2 separate regions of the Homo sapiens genome follow, and region 2 is linked to region 1. The links are chromatin loops, found by intact Hi-C in ENCODE. Cell type or tissue: mammary epithelial cell. All regions are shown on one strand. Each heading gives the region's core, and the rest is flanking DNA. Links, peaks and the distances in the headings are about the cores only.

What was found. Peaks named below come from ENCODE experiments on the same cell type or tissue, not always from the same donor. Only the 100,000 strongest peaks of a DNase experiment are listed, where the experiment ranks them.
Region 2: a loop joins it to region 1, with 2.2 times the contacts of the local background. A loop is called at or near these places in 3 of 110 quality-filtered maps.

Annotation. Positions count from the first base shown.
Region 1 is chr4:52,101,827-52,104,744 of GRCh38, forward strand. No RefSeq gene overlaps it. Among named protein-coding and RNA genes, the nearest start is that of SPATA18, 52 kb to the left of the region's middle. In mammary epithelial cell, for the core only: a CTCF peak has its summit at 1,683; a DNase peak (open chromatin) is centred at 985.
Region 2 is chr4:52,050,387-52,053,304 of GRCh38, forward strand. SPATA18 (spermatogenesis associated 18) reads left to right here and starts at 918. Exons shown (of 13, transcript NM_145263.4): 1 at 918-1,405. The coding sequence starts at 1,319. RefSeq lists enhancers at 567-1,068, 1,069-1,568, 1,361-1,710 and a silencer at 891-1,190. In mammary epithelial cell, for the core only: no CTCF peak of the experiment used is centred there; DNase peaks (open chromatin) are centred at 1,615 and 2,195; H3K4me3 peaks cover 2,210 bases; H3K27ac peaks cover 2,071 bases.

The DNA.
Region 1 (2,918 bases), core at 231-2,730:
AGGTGATGGATATCCTAAATACCATGACTTGATTATTACACATTCTATGCATGTAACAAAATATGATATGTACCTCATAAATATGCAGAAATATTAGGCATCAAAAAATTTATGAAAAAATACAGACACCTAATCTTAAATGGAATTATGAGCCAATGAAAGTGACAAATACACATTATTCAAAATTAGGACACACTAAATAGCATTTCATGTGAAGATTCATTTATATCATAATTCATGAATGCATTTTATGAACATTTCAAATTATGTTTCACATTTAAAAAATATATGGGTTATTAAAAAGTGACAAGTTTTAAGATGAATTACACTTCCAATAAGTCTGAGCTTTGAATATACTTAGATTTTGAGTAACTTCAATGAAAATGTTGACTAGTATTTTCAAAGTTTGTTTGATGATGAAAATCACTTGGCTTGATTATTAGAGGTAAACTCTTGGATCCCACCTCAAGCTCCCTGGATCAAAGTCTCCAGGGACATCTGTATTTTCAACATCAGTAGCCAAGTGTGAAAAACACTAGTCTGGACCATCCTTAATGCCCGACAAGGAGAATATTGCAAAAATAAATTATTGCATATATGATGGGGCAGCATCATACATGCAATAGATGGAAATTTCTAAATGGAAAATGATGTCTCCGTTTAAAAGACTCTCAGAATGTTATTTGCTACAATCCAGAAATAGATAATTTACTGAAAATTCATATGTAAATAGCTAATTATGGGCTATGCAATTAAATTTTCAATAAAAGGAGAAGGATGAGAAAGTATAGTACTTCTGTCTTCCCTAGAGGTAAAAATTTGCTTATCTTGTGGTTTATATTTGGACAGCTTCTTTGTTGAACTGACAGAATATGTTTTCTTACTAAACTTATAAGTCATTTCCTTCCATCTTACAAGTCTGTGTTCACTATGTGTCATTGAGATTTGCAGTCATAGACTTAGAATAATGAGTCCCTATTGGTCATTGTTTGATTAGTCATGGTCATCTGCCAAATAGAGCTAGATGTCACCTGGATGATTCAGATTTGGGAACATCTTTATAGTTATTCATATGAGTCTCTAGAGAAAAATCTAAAATGGAGTGAAACTGACATTCAAATATTAGATCTCACAGGTGGCCTACCTCAACTAAAATTTTCGCAAACACTGAATAGAAAAATTTGGCTTTTTCTGTTTACTTGGCAAATGTTCCAAAGATAATACTTGAATTGAACTTGTTGCAATTTCCATTCATGAAAATTGAAGCATTTTTCTTCTTTTCAAGTCTGGGTATAATTTCTTATCATTACAGTATCTTAGTGTTGACAAGTACGTTCTGAAAATCTCCAGGAAAGGGCCAAAAGTAACTCCACTTGGAGTGTGCCAGCGTTTCAAATACATTGGCTAATAGATCTAAGAGATGCCTTGGTGGCAATGACAGATTTTCCTCTTTGTGTTTTCCTTGACTGAATTAAACTTTTCTTCATCAAATAGCCAAAGGTGATAATGTAAGATAAAATGACACTGATTACTGGAAACCAAAGTTGTACAATTTCCTGGGATGAGCTCTCCCTCTGTAACCAAACTTGATCGACAATTGGAGGAAATTCTAGGGACATAAATCAGTTCCCATCATTGATCCTATTAGGGTCTCTCTAGTTCACCTAGGCCTGGTGTTTCCCTGGGAAATGTATGGAGTTAGCCATGAGATGGCAATGTTGCTTAGGAAATGAGAGGATACCAGCAGTTAGTAATAAGATTCAAATTGGGAAACAAATAGCAACTCCTCAGATAAAATTTATAACTTAATTACTGGTCTTACTGCTCTCCATGAATTTGGATAATAAATTGATGGAGGGTAGCCAGGGATAAAATAAAAAGTGTGATAGAAAATTTGAAGTGTTAAATAACTATATATGTAATAAAGGATTTATGCATTTGATCCCATTAAGGCAATTAAAAAAAAAAGAGAGAAAAAAATAAAAATAAAAATAAAAAATAAAAAAATGTGAAAAAAAAAGAAAATGTGGAGTGTTAAATAACTGTATATGTAGTAAAGGATTTATGCATTTGTTCCCATTAAGGCTCAGGAGGCAACTTTTCTGCTAGAACATTTTTTTTTGCTACTTTAAAAAAATCCCCTTATGCAAACCAATACCATCATCTTGTCAACTTGGAGTTCTTATTGCAATTTGTTAACAAATGTTTTGGATGTAGGTCTTTGCTCTTAAACATGGAAAAAAGGAGAAAATAATGGTTTCTTTCATGATCCTCTATGATTTCCAAGATTTTCAAATGATTAATATTTTACATGACCCAAACTCAATTTCAGAAACTCTTAGGGTTATTTCAAGTAAGTGTTTTAGTTTTCCCCTAAAAGATGGAATAATATTGCTAAGCAACTCTCAAAGAAATTGTAGGAACTTGCCAGAGTGAAATTCCTAGAGTACTTGAAAGAGGCACAATTCTGTATGAAGGCAAAAAAAATATAGTTAATAATAATTTTTTTTTAAAAAAATCTCTGCAGAAAGAAATATTTCAACTCTGTGGGTTTTATTGAGAGTAGTGAGTGTGGTATCTACTTTATTATTTCTCTAGCCATGCTTTGAGGGCAGCAGATTGTGGATGCTCTGTGCAAAGTTCAGGACTCCAGGTAATGAAGTCTGCAAGGTATGGCTGAGCCAAAGGTACTGCGTTTTCACTGGGCTGGTTCCCCTCAGGTTTAGACCAACAGACCTTCCAGGACTGGCTTAAGGAGTGTGGGATTGAGTCCATTCTGCACGAACACACAGACGTGAGCACACACACACACACACACACACATTACCACAGATACTGTCAAACTGAAAAGGCCCAAGATGTGGCTGTGGGCAGTTTTACTTTGAATATGTAAAATATTCCAGCTAGAAAGCCTGTTT
Region 2 (2,918 bases), core at 220-2,719, 51 kb before region 1:
GTATTTTTAACATTAGAAATTATTATTCTACTCCAATCAAATAACATGTTATACCCCTATAGTCCTTATTTTGTGGTCTACAGAAAATAGTAGGAACACAGGCTCCAAAACTGAGCCTTTCATTTTCATTAGCAGATAGTAAAGCCACTGTAATCAAGAGAAATAAAAAATGAGAGGTGGTGAAAATTCTTGATTTTACAATACTTGAATATATGCAGTGTTCACAGATTTTCAAGTACCTACAGAGATGAAACTAAGTTAAACTAGCTAGCTAACCAGCTGAGGCTCTGCTCCCCACCGCTGTTTTAATGAATGGATAGGAATGATTTATAATCAGCACATTTTTTGATGGTATATAAAAGAGCTTGCTTCGAAAGCGCTTAAAGATGGTCGAAATGGTTTCCTAAGTAGTTGAACCTGTTTCTGTAGCAGAATACACACTTTTGAAATAGTGCCAAACTAGGTCAAGAAAGTCCCAATTAGAGAATTCAGAATTAAATGAAGCTTTAGAGTGCTCAATGACTCTAAAAAAAAAAGTACTAAAATACATACTGCCAAATCTTATCCAAACCTGAGGGATTAACTTTAATTTGTGAACATCCTGGAGCTAAACTCTATTAACTTGGGTACCCACCCAGTGGGTCAAGGAACAAAGTAAAAGCTAGAAGTAAGAAGTACTGAAATTTTAGTTACAAGTTTCATACAGGTAAACCCAAGGCGCTACAAATGAAGAATTAAAGGAATGAAAGGCGAAAGAATAAAGGGGCCAAAGAGGTGATCTCCTGAGAGCCTAGCCCCAAACTTCTATAGAGACTTAACTTCTGCTTTTCTGGACACGCGTGGGCACCCAGAACCCCGAATGGGGAGGAATGCTGTAGACGCCCTGCTGCCCTCCAGCCCGCGCGGCTGCGCGTCTCAGTCCACCCCTGGGGCGCGCGGCTGTCACCCAGGGCGGGGCGGCGCGGGCGTTGCCACGACGCGGGCCGCGCGCGTCCCTGGCAGCCAACCCGTCCACGTCAAGGTTTGTTTAATAATCGCCAGGGTATCTATGGCCGGGCTCAGGCGGCTGCTGGGGAGCCAGGAGACCGCGCGGGACGGCGGATGAGGCGCGGCGGCTGCGGCCCAGGGCACCTCCCCTCTGGCTTCCCGAACCCGGCCAGGTCCGACCCGAGGGGGAGGATGGAAACACCTGCCGCGCTCTGAGCCCCCCAGAAGAGAACACCCTTCCCGCCATATCACCCCACGGTCCTGCGGAGGCCACCGCCTGGTCCCCCCAAGTCTCCATCGCGCAGCGTGGGGCCGAGAGGAATAGTGAGCGATGGCGGAAAACCTGAAAAGACTGGTCTCAAACGAAACTTTACGAACGTTGCAGGAAAAGCTAGACTTCTGGCTGAAGGAGTACAACGTGAGTCTGGGTGAAAAACCCCCGGGGTTCGCCCTCCCATAGGTTCCAGCACAGCCCTTGTCGGGGATTTCTTAGGGCTGGAGTTGGTGGCCACTTTGCAAAGCCTCCGCGGTTGCGATTCCTAACCAGGATCTCAGCTTTCGACCGGGATCGCTGGGGAAGGAAGGACATGTGTGTACATGCCCTTGTCTCAGAGCTTCGGGAGGCGGCGCGCAGGCGGCCTGCGGAGCGCAGCACTAGGCTGCGGAGACTGGAGAGTGCTTCCAATCAGTGGTAACTAAGGACGCCGGCGACCTAGCAATAGGGAAGCCCTGCTGTCCGCGGCTGGTCTGGTCATGCCTGCCACTCTTTCCCATCCCCCTTGCCAGCGCAATCCACACCGCCTGCTTCCCCAATCCCGAATTATTTTTTACTACAACCCTCTCCTGCCCAGGGTTTGTATCAGAATGGATTTGTATAAACACACACCCAGGAGTTATTTACCCAGAAATCAGCGAAACGGACACTTGTTAACGTTGCGGGTTTCACTTGCGTGCTGGTGGGCCTGGAAATTGAGGCACAGTTCCAACACCAGGGCGGATTCAGGCCTTTTTCCAGGCATTTGTGAGAAGCCAGTATTCTGTCACCAAACCCATGAGCACTTTTCAAATCTCATTAATCCCTACTCGCACCCTGCCTCCCCATAATTCCCCCCTTCCCCCAAATAGAACGGTGAGTGTTGAATTTGCTTTACATTCGGTCGGTCCGTCTTAAATAGGGATTTCCCCTCTTACATAATAAGTGGAGCGGCCAGGCAAAAGAACTGTGGACCGGAAATTAGCCCCCCCTTGTTTCTACATTTGGCTCTGCATAGAACTAGCTGAATGACGGAGTCAAATTATTTAACTTCTCTTGGTCTTAGTACCTCATCTGTGAAATAGCAGAGATTGGTCTAGATGATATGTAAATTTCCTGTTCAGATTTTAAGTTTTTGAGCCTAGATTAGCTTGTTTCTGAGATCCTGCCTGTTATGAGGTCCTTAGGCTTCCCCATTCACCCTTTAACCAGTGCTCCTGAAGTGGAGGGGAGCTCAAAGAGCAGCTACAGCTTTCTCCTTAGCCTTCCTTTCTAGTGCTTCCTGTTCAGTCCTTTGCTCCCTTTTAAAGAACAAGCGCTGACCATTCCTTCTCCATTAAGAATTCTGGAAAGTTAAAATGACCTCTTTATCATAAAAGACTTGGGTTCCCCCCAACTAATTTTAAAAGTACCTACTACTTAGTCTCAGGAGGTTGAGAATAAGAAATTCTAACATGTATACAGTATTTACCCCTTTTTTTTTGCCCAGTGGCCTAACTAAACTCTGAATTTTAAAAAAACATGTTGTTTGTCACAATGTTTATTACAAATAACACTAGGATTTGTCTGGAACTAATAAACAATTATTTTAGAAACTCCCTGTAAGTGATGAGAAGTGCCTTAGTTTATTACATTTTCCTGTCTTGATAACATCCCATTCTCTGCTCTCATTAAAACC